Linked DNA regions of Homo sapiens: region 2 is linked to region 1. A link is an interaction called in ENCODE POLR2A ChIA-PET data of the cell type or tissue named here. Cell type or tissue: Caco-2. All regions are shown on one strand. Each heading gives the region's core, and the rest is flanking DNA. Links, peaks and the distances in the headings are about the cores only.

The links. Peaks named below come from ENCODE experiments on the same cell type or tissue, not always from the same donor. Only the 100,000 strongest peaks of a DNase experiment are listed, where the experiment ranks them.
Region 2: POLR2A ChIA-PET joins it to region 1 with 6 read pairs; 10 of 35 experiments call an interaction of 5 or more read pairs at or near these places.

What each region holds. Positions count from the first base shown.
Region 1 is chr19:33,182,101-33,187,478 of GRCh38, reverse strand. No RefSeq gene overlaps it. Among named protein-coding and RNA genes, the nearest start is that of TRT-AGT1-3, 7.7 kb to the right of the region's middle. In Caco-2, for the core only: a CTCF peak has its summit at 3,057 (motif pointing right); a DNase peak (open chromatin) is centred at 3,048.
Region 2 is chr19:33,314,473-33,319,850 of GRCh38, reverse strand. No RefSeq gene overlaps it. Among named protein-coding and RNA genes, the nearest start is that of CEBPA-DT, 14 kb to the right of the region's middle. In Caco-2, for the core only: no CTCF peak of the experiment used is centred there; DNase peaks (open chromatin) are centred at 2,759 and 3,170.

The DNA.
Region 1 (5,378 bases), core at 61-5,060:
CTGCTTTGACTTCAGTGCAGCTTCCTAGCATTTCTGCAATCCCGGGGCAGTGGCGGGGGGGCAGGGGGCAGGAGGGCTGGTAGAGTTTGGTCAGTCCAGGTGGGAACTGCAAAGCTCAGAGCTGAATGCCTGCTCGCCTGTGGGAGTGCCCAGACACACCCAGCCACAGTGCACCCATCCAGCCTGCTGTGTCTGCAGGCACGTCCAGGGCAGTCGGCACGGTGTGTCCAAGTGCATCCAGCCATAGACACTCTCCAAGCTGCAGCCAGTTCCTAGAACCTTAATAGACCAGCGGCAGTAAAATCATTTCACCTTCAATATTGTGCAGTAATTTTAAAATTATAGGCCTGAAACGGTGATAGTAAGTATGTCATAAAAGCACCATTCCAAAAAAAAAGTGTTTTATTGCAATGAAAATGTTAGCAGCAGGTCGCCCCTTGGTTTACATAACCTTCTCTGCAGGAACTTCCAGTGCTGAGTGCAGTTCCCATTTTCAACCAAAAAGCTCCCTCGGTCTTGCTGAAGCACTCAGAAGTACCCTCAAGCAATAATCATTTGTGTATTGATTTGGGGGAAGAGTCAGTCCAATCTCGTCCACCTCACTAAATTATTAATGAAGCCAAGCACATCAGAAACCCCAAGATGGGCTAACAGGTAAGGTTTGTTATTTAACCCTGTTGGTGCCTGATATGGTTTGGATATTTGTCGCTTTCAAACCTCATATCGAAATGTGGCCCTCCAGTGTTGGAGGTGGGGCCTCGTGGGAGGTGTCTGGGTCTTGGGGTGGATTCCTCACGAATGCCTTGGTGCCCCCCACACAGTAATGAATGAGTGAGAGCTGATTGCTTAAAACAGCCTGGCACTTCCTCCCACTTCCTTCCTCTCTTGCCACATGGCACTGGCTCCCCCTTTGCCTTCCGCCTTCATTGGATTTTTTTTTTTTTTTTTTTTGAGACCCAGTCTCACTCTGTCGCTCAGGCTGGAGGGCAGTGGTGCAATCTTGGCTCACTGCAACCTCCACCTCCCAGGTTCAAGCAATTCTCCCGCCTCAGCCTCCAAAGTAGCTGAAACTACAGGCACCTGCCACCACGCCCAGCTAATTTTTGTATTTTTTAGTAGAGATGAGGTTTCGCTATGTTAGCCAGGCTGGTCTCGAACTCCTGGCCTCAAGTGATCTGCTTGCCTCGGCCTCCCAAAGTGTTGGGATTACAGACATGAGCCACCATGTCTGGCCTTGATTGGAAGCCTCCTGAGGCCCTTGCCAGAAGCAGATGCTAGTGCCAAGCTTCTTGTACAGTCTGCAGAACTGTGAGCCAAATAAACCTATTTTCTTTATAAATGACCCAGCCTCAGGCATTCCTTTACAGCAACACAAAACAGGTTACTACAGAGCCACAGGAATAAAGGTGACACCCTGAGACAGCCTGAGTCTCGAGGCCTAAGTACAGATTGTGGGAATGCAAGGCTGGAGGGGTGGATGAAGAAAGCCATGGACAAGCCCCTCCGTCCCAAGGAGTGGCCCCTCCTTAATCATAGCAGGTGAGAGGAGCAGACCAAGCTCACTTTCAGCCAAGCTCAAAGCAGCTGGCAGAGGGGCTCCAGGTGTCTGGTAGCAAGACCACCAGCCCTGAGAGAGAGAGAGAGAGAAAGACACACACACACACACACACACACACACACACACACACACACACACACACACCCTGGAATTCCCTGGGGGATGCAATAGGAAGCAGGCAGTGCTACCCACTTGCTGGAGCTCCGTGGGCCCCTCCACCACCACAGACAGCCCATCTTTATTATGAACTTAATCACTGTATTTAAATCCATTCATTTTTATATTATTTAAGAACAGTGTTATGTTGGCCCAAACCAAATGAAACAACATTACAAAGGGGGAAAGGGCTGGGCATGGTGGCTCACGCCTGTAGTCCCAGCACTTTAGAGGGCCAAGGCAGGAGGATCACTTCAGCTCAGGAGTTTGAGACCAGCCTGGGCAACTTAGTGAGACCCCCATCTCTATAAAAAAAAAAAAATAGCCAGGCACAGTGGTGCATGTCTGTAGTCCCAGCTACTCAGGAGGCTGAGGTAGGAGGATAGCTTGAGCCCAGGAGTTCAATGCTGTAGTGAGCCATGATTGCACCACTGCAGTCCAGCCTGAGGGACAGAGTAAGACCCTGTCTCTAAAAGTGGGGAGGGAGAGGATTATTATGAAACATGAATTAAATTTTTTAAAAAGAAAATAAAGTAGGCTGGGCACGGTGGCTCACACCTGTAATCCCAGCACTTTGGGAGGTCAGGGTGGGCAGGTCACTTGAGGTCAGGAGTTCGAGATCAGCCTGGCCAACATGGTGAAATCCCATCTCTACTAAAAATACAAAAATTAGCCTAGCATGGTGGTGCACGCCTGTAGTCCCAGCTACTCAGGAGGCTGAGGCAGGAGAATCGCCTGAATCTGCAAGGCAGAGGTTGTAGTGAGCCGAGGGATCACACCACTGCACTCTAGCCTGAGTGACAGAGCGAGACTCCGTCACACACACACAAAAAGGAATTCAATTTCCCACAAATGAAGTGCGGCGATGTTTATGGAATTCACTGGTGTTGCCATGTTCCCCACCAATCTGAAGCAGCTGGCTTGATAGAACAGTGGAATGGCTTTTTTCTTTTTTCTTTTTTTTTTTTTTTTTTTTGCACTCTGTCGCCCAGGCTGGAGTGCAATGGTGCGATCTCAGCTCACTGCAACCTCTGTCTCCTGGGATCAAGCGATTCTCATGCCTCAGCCTCCCGAGGAGCGCACGCCACCACGCCTTGCTAATTTTTGTATTTTTAGTAGAGACGGGGTTTCACCATGTTGGTCAGGCTGGTCTCGAACTCCTGACCTCGTGATCCGCCTGCCTCGGCCTCCCAAAGTGCTGAGTATACTGGCGTGAGCCACTGCGCCCGGCCTGGAATGGCCTTTTGAAGACGCAGTTACAGCATCAGCTCAGAGGCGATACCTTGCAGGGTTGGAGCAAGGTTGTTCAGAAGGCGGCATAAGCTCCGAATTAGCGTCCGATAGATGGCGCTGCTGCTTCTAGCCAGGATTCGAGGGTCCAGGAATCAAGGAATGGAAAAGGAATGGCACCGTTCACTATTACCCTTAGTGAGCCACTAGGTAATTTTGTTTCCTGTTCCTCCCATCTCATGGTCTGCTGGCCTAGAGGTCTTAGCTCCTAAGGAAGGAATGATTCCGCCAGGAGTCACAGCACTGATTCCACCGAACTGGAAGTTGAGACTGACTCCTGGCCACTCTGAGCTCCCCATGCCTCTGAATCAATGAGCAAAGAAGGGAGGGACTGGGCTGGCTGGGGTGATGGACCCTGCCTGCCAAGGGGAAATTGGAACACCACTCACGCTGGAAGTGAGTAAGACTATTTGGAACTCCGGAGATCCCTTAGAGGGATCTCGGTGTACGTATTCCAAATTTCTCTCCCCATCTATGGCTTCCTTTTTTTTTTTTTTTTTTTTTTTTTGAGACAGAGTCTTGCTCTGTCGCCCAGGCTGGAGTGCAGCGGCACAATCTCGACTCACTGCAACCTCTGCCTCCTGGGTTCAAGTGTTTCTCCTGCCTCAGCCTCCCGAGTAGCTGGGATTACAGGCACCCACCACCATGCCCGGCTAATTTTTGTATTTTGGGTAGAGACGGGGTTTCACCATGTTGGCCAGGCTGGTCTCAAACTCCTGACCTCAAGTGCTCTGCCTGCCTCGGCCTCCCAGAGTGCTGGGATTACAGGCATGAGCCACCACACCTGGCCCTATGGTTTACATTTTTACTTTCTCTTTTAAAAAATGTAGGCTGGGTGTGGTGGCTCACACCTGTAATCCCAGCACTCTGGGAAGTCAAGGCCGGCGGATCAGTTGAGCTCAGGAGTTCAAGACCAGCCTGGCCAACATCGTGAAACCCCATCTCTACTAAAAATACAAAAAAATTAGCCGGGTGTGGTGGTGGGCGCCTGTAATCCCAGCTACTGGGGCGGCTGACGCAGGAGAATCACTTGAACCTGGGAGGCAGAGATTGCAGATCGTGCCACTGCACTCCAGCCTGGGCGACAGAGTGAGACTTCATCTAAAAAAAAAAAAAAAGAGCTTTGGGATTCACTGAAAGAGGGAAATCAGAGGTGCGCACTCCAGCATCAGAGGAATCTGATCAGCCTGGCCGTCTCCAGGGCTTGATTCTCCTAGGTGTGGATTTACTGAACATCACCTGCTGGGCAGCCATCCCAGATGTCCACCCCGAAGCCTGCAGTCACCCTTAGCTGTGTGCCTGTGGGACTGAGCCAGAGAAGCTCTGCTGAGGAATTCAAGAGCAGACAGGCTCCTGGAGCATCAGCTGGCCTCCAACCCATCCTTAAAGCAAGGCTCCCAACCTGCTTATGCAATTCAATCCCAGATACGCACACGTGCCCCAGGTGATCTGCCATACACAGCATAGTAAGCCCAGCCAGTGTCCAGTTTGGCATCATTTTATTTTTTTAAATAACTGATCACAACTGCTTCTTAGGAGCCACTCTAAATTCAGAAGAAGGTGTTACATTATCTCAGAGGCACAGATCAGTGAAGAACAAAACAATGCTGAAAGTCAGTCCACACTAATTCCAACACCACCCTTCTCTCCCCGCCTGCCTGAATTTGCCTATCCTAGGCATTCTTTTCAGGGGCGGACGTGCGGCAGGGAGAGACCGCTTCTGGTAGAAACCAAAAGCACGCTCCTGTTCAGCCCCCAGAACATGTAGTAAATTGTCTTACACTTCATAGACATCCCATGTTTGCTAAAGTTCGATTAAATTTTAATTAGTTTTTTGTATTAAAGTATAATCTAATTGACTGTAGGAAATAAAATGTGGTGCGAAATGATGTTTCTGTTTCCACACCAGTCAACCTTTTAAATTAAATGATAGAATCTTGTAAATATAGTTTGTACAAATACATTCACCATTACATTTTGATTTATAAAACTCACCCATCACTGGCCAGGCGCAGTGGCTGATGACTGCAATCCCAGTGCTTTGGGAGGCCCAAGCGGGAGGATCACTTGAGCCCAGGAGTTTAAGACCAGCCTGAACAACATAGCAGTACCCTGTCTCTACAAAAAAATTAGAAATTACCCTGGCATGGTGGCTCATGCCTGTAGTCTCCACTACTCGGAAGGCTAAGGCAGGAGGATGGCTTGAGCCCTGGAGTTAGAGGCCGCAGTGAGCCGTGATTGAATCACCACACTCCAGACTGGACGACAAAGTGAGTGAAACCCTGTCTTTAAAAAAGCAAAAAATTGGCCTGTCGCTGTGGCTCACACCTGTAATCCCAGCACTTTGGGAGGCTGAGGCGGGCAGAGCACTTGA
Region 2 (5,378 bases), core at 318-5,317, 130 kb before region 1:
GTGGTCCCAGCTACTTAGGAGATTGAGAAATGAGGGCCTGGGAGGTGGAGACTGCAGTAAACTGTGTTGGTGTCACTGCACTCCAGCCTGGGTGACAGAACGAAACCCTGTCTTAAAAGAAAAAAAAAAAAAGAAAAAAAAGAAAAAAAAAAGGCAGGTTGCTTATAGACAGCATATAATTGGGCCTTGGAATTTTTTTTTTTTTTTTTTTTTTTTTGAGATGGAGTCTTGCTCTGTCACCCAGGCTGGAGTGCAGTGGCATGATCTCAGCTCACTGCAACCTCCATCTCCCAGGTTTAAGCAATTCTCCTGCCTCAGCCTCCCAAGTAGCTGGGACTACAGGCACGCACCACCACGCCAGGCTAATTTTTGTGTTTCTAGTAGAGACAGGGTTTCATCATGTTGACCAGGGTGGTCTCAAACTCCTGACCTTGTGATCCACCTGCCTCGGCCTCCCAAACATTTTTATCTATTCTGACAATCTCTGCCTTTTAACTACAATGCTATTCCTTCTTATTTAATATAATTATTGATATAATTAGATTTAAGCCTGTAATTTTACTGTTTTGTTTGTCTTCTATTTTTTAATTCTGTTTCTCTTCCTTCCTTTTGATTACCTGAATATATTTTTGAATTCCATTTTAACCTGTCCATTGCTTTACAGCTACACCTTTTTGGCTTATTTTTAAGTTACTGCCCTAGGGTTAGAATATACACCCTTAACTTTTTATAGCCTGCCAAAAGTTTATATTGCACCACTTTGCATAAAATGCAGAAAGCTTGCAACTATATAGGCTCATGTACACCCCCTGTTATTTATGTTATAGTTGTCATAATTACTACACCTACAGAAATTATAAACCCCATAACACAATATAATTTTTGCTTTAAACAATTATCTGTTTTAAAGAAATTAAGAGGACAAAAGTAATCTTTTCTACTTATCCACATATTTACCATTTCTGACGAGCTTCATTCTGTCCTGTAGATCCAGGTTTCCATCTGGTTTCATTTCCCTTCAGCCTGCAGAACTCTTCCTTTAGCATTTTTTTCAACAGAGATGGGATCTCACTATGTTGCCCAGGCTGGTCTTGAACTCCTGGCCTCAAACGATCCTTCCACCTTGGCCTCCTAAAGTACCCTTAGCATTCCTTGTAGCTCAGGTTTGCTGCTAACAAATTCCCCTAGTTTTTTTAAAAACTAAAAACATTTTTATTTCACCTTTTTATATATATATATATAGTTTTACTTTGGATTTGGAGGGTACGTGTGCAGGTTTGTCATGTGGGTGCATTGTGTGATGCTGAGGTTTGGGGTTCGGATGATCCCATCACCCAGGTAGTGAGCACAGTACCCAACGGGTAGTTTTTCAGCCCACACCCCCTTTCCTCTCCCCCCAGTAGTCCCCAGTGTCTATCGTTCCCATCTTTATGTCCACGTTATTTCACCTTTATTCTTTTTTCTTTTTCTTTTCTTTTTTTTTTCTTTTTTTTTTTTTGAGACAGGGTCTCGCACTGTCACCCAGGCTGGAGTGCAGTGGCAGGATGATCTTGATTCACTTCATATTCTGCCTTCCAGGCTCAAACAATCCTCCCACCTAAGCCTCCTGAGCAGCTGGGACTGCAGGCACACACCGCCACACCTGGCTAATTTTTGTATTTTTTTGTAGAGACAGGGTTTCACCTTTTTCCCCTGGCTGATCTCAAACTCCTGACCTCAGTTGATCCTCCAGCCTCAGCCTCCCAAAGTGCTGGGACTACAGGCGTAAGCCACCACACCCAGCCTCACCTTTATCCTTTATTCTTTTTTTTTTTTTTTTTTTTTTTTGCAACAGGGTCTCGCTCTATCACCCAGGCTGGAGTGCAATGGCACAATCTCAGCTCACTGCAACCTCTGCTTTCCTGGTTCAAGCAATTCTTGTGCCTCAACCTCCCAAGAAGCTGGGATTACAGGCGCGCGCCACTACACCCAGCTAATTTTTGTATTTTTAATAGAGATGGGGTTTCACCATGTTGGCCAGGCTGGTCTCAAACTCCTGAGGTCAAGTGATCCCCCACCGCCTCAGCCTCCCAAAGCACTGGGACTACAGGCATGAGCCACCACACCCAGCCTCACCTTTATTCTTAAAAGATATCTTCACTAGATACAGAATTCTGGATTGACTGGTTTTTTTTCCCAGTGCTTTCAAGATGTTGTTTCACTGTCTTCTGGCCTCATTTATTTCTGATATAAGTCCACGGTCATTTGAATATTTGCACCCCTGTATGCAAGGTCTTGTTTTTTCTGACCATGTTCAACATTGTATTTTTATTTAGTTTTATCAATTTGACTCCAATGTCCCTAGGTGTATCGTTGTTGCTGCTGCTGTTTTTCAAATTCTACTTAAGAGTTCCCTGGCCGAGCGACATGGCTCACACCTGTAATCCCAGCACTTTGGGAGGCTGAGGCGGGCAGATCACTTGAGGCTGGGAGTTCAGACCAGCCTGGCCAACATGGTGAAACCCCGTCTCTATTAAAAATATAAAAATTATCCAGACATGGTGGCGGGTGCCTGTAATCCCAGCTATGGGGTGGCTGAGGCATAAGAGTCTCTTGAACCCAGAAGGCAAAGGTTGCAGTGAGCCAAAATCACACCACTGCACTCCAGCCTGGGCAACAGAGTGAGACCCAAGAACTCCATCAATGTCCACCCAGTGTGTGCATTCCATGTCAGTGTCAGATTCCACGTGAGCTGCTTGTCTTATGATGAGTTCCCCTAGAAAAGTAAGAGGCCAGAATAACCCCGTTCTATGCTGACTGCCGGCAAATGTTCCTGCTCTAGAAAAATGCTGAACTCTGAGAGCAGACAGTTTTATAGGAACCTGACTCATGCTGGTTTTCGTTTAACTGTTATTGCACCTTGACTAAGATTAAGAAAAGAAAAAAAAAGAGTGCATTTGGAATGTAAGCTAGATTTTCTAATCAATTATAACAAAAATTGGGTTCTAAAGATATGCTGGTTGAAACTCAATTTGTTCATTGTTACCTCTCCCTGTTGGCTAAGCAGATGAGGATTGGAAACAGCATGCCCCTGGTTCCCAGGGCTCTGCACTGGAATCTGGGCTGTGGAGGGTTATTTGGCCAAAAGGGAGTGTCTGGACAGTTTCGTGGGCTATGTGCCTTCCAAGTGACCTTTGGAATTTTGACTGAAAATGGTAGAGACGAGACTAATTAGAGAGGTGGGATGGGACAATCCTGCCGCACCTACAGTCCCCGAACTGCTAAATCAACACGACAGGAAACCCCAGTCCATGTTTGAGAGAAATGAGCTCGTGTTGTATGAAAAACTTTACTGTATCTGAGTACTGTATAGGTTTCTTCAGGGCCAGCAATAAAAATAAGGTACTGTTGGCCAGGTGCAGTGCTCATGCCTGTAATCCCAGCACTTTGGGAGGCCGAGGTGGGTGGATCACGTGAGGTCAGGAGTTCGAGACCAGCCTGGTCAACATGGCGAAACCCATCTCTACTAAAAACACAAAAATTAGCCAGACATGGTGGTGTGTGCCTGTAATCCTAGCTACTCGGGAGGCTGAGGCAGGAGAATCGCTTGAACCTGGGAGGCAGAGGTTGCAGTGAGCCGAGATCGGCTACTTCACTGCACTCCAGCCTGGGCGACAGAGTGAGACTCCATCTAACAACAACAACAAAAAAGTGATTTAGTGTCTATAACTGTGTATGTTCTTCATATGCAAAAACTCACAAATCACTAAACAATCCAGTTTTAGAGCATATTTCCAGGTCCACGTAGGCAAATCTGTGTAACGATGAATGAATATATCAGAGGTTTTTTTGTTTTAGTTTTTGAGACACGGTTTCACTCTGTCACCCAGGAGTGTGGAGTGCAGTGGTACAATCATAGCTCACTGCAGCCCCGACCTCCCAGGCTCAAGCAATCATCCCACCGCAGCTCTGAGTACCTGGTACTACTGGCGCATGCCAGCATGCCTGGCTATATATATCTTATTAATCTTTTTGTCGAGATAGGGTCTCACTATGTTGCCCAAGCTGGCCTCAAATTCCCGGACTCAAGTGATCTCTCTTGGCCTCCCAATATGCTAGGCATGAGCCACCACACCCAGCCCAGAGATATTTCTTTAAGTGTTCATACAGCCTTTTTCTCCTCCTTTTTAACAGACACAGGGATTATTAACCAGTTAGCCCATGGTCACTTAACCACTCTTCTATTTTACAATTATAAACAATGTTGGCCGGGCGCGGTGGCTCATGCCTGTAATCCCAGCACTTTGGGAAGCCAAGGCAGGTGGATCACCTAAGGTCAGGAGTTTGAGACCAGCCTGGCCAACATGGCGAAACCCCATCTCTAAAAATACAAAAATTAGCCGGGCATGGTGGCAGATGCCTGTAATCCCAGCTACTCAGGAGGCTGAGGCAGGAGAATTGCTTGAACCTGGGAGGCGGAGGTTGCAGTGAGCCGAGATCATGCCGCTGCACTCCAGCCTGAGCAACAGTGCAAGACCCCATCTCAAACAAACAAACAAAAACAATGTTGCAGTCAATATCCCTTGTACCCCAGTTAATATCCAACATGCACCCCTTTGTGTATACATAAGACTTTATGGGATTCAATTTCTATAAGTGGAATTGCAAGTTGAAAGGAAAATGACACTTTAAAATTAGGTAAGTATTGCTAAATTATCCTCCAAAGAGGTTGTATCAATATAGAATTCTACCTATTTGCTCTATTCATTGACCAGTCCAGCATATTATTATACGTTTTCAACTTCACCTGTCCAATGGTGTAGTTTGTATATCATTTAGTATATCATTTTGTATATCAATTTGTATATCATTTTCAGAGAATTAGCATTTTTAAGCATGTTTAAAATCTATTTGCATTTCCCTTGTTTTGATAGACAGAGTCTCACTTTGTCACCCAGGCTGGAGTACAGTGGCACAATCATAGCTCACTGCAGTCTTGAACTCCTGAGTTCAAGGGATCCTCTTTCCTCAGCCTCCCAAGTAGCTGGGATTACAGGGATGCAACACCATGCCTGGCTAAGCTTTTATTTTTAGTAGAGACAAGGTCTCACTATGTTGCCCGGGCTGGTCTTGAACTCCTAGCCTCAAGCAATCCTCCTACCTTGGCATCCCAAAGTCCTGGGATTACAGGTGTGAGCCCCGACACCTGGCCTGTGTTTACTTTTTAAAATAAACTCTCTCTATATTTCAGTTTTCTTTTGGATTGTAATTCCTTTTCATACTGATTTTTAGAAGGTCTTTTTGTTGCTGTTGTTGTTGTTTTGAGACAGAGTCTTGCTCTGTTGCCCAGGCTGCAGTGCAGTGGCATGATCTTGGCTCACTGCAACCTCCGCCTCCAA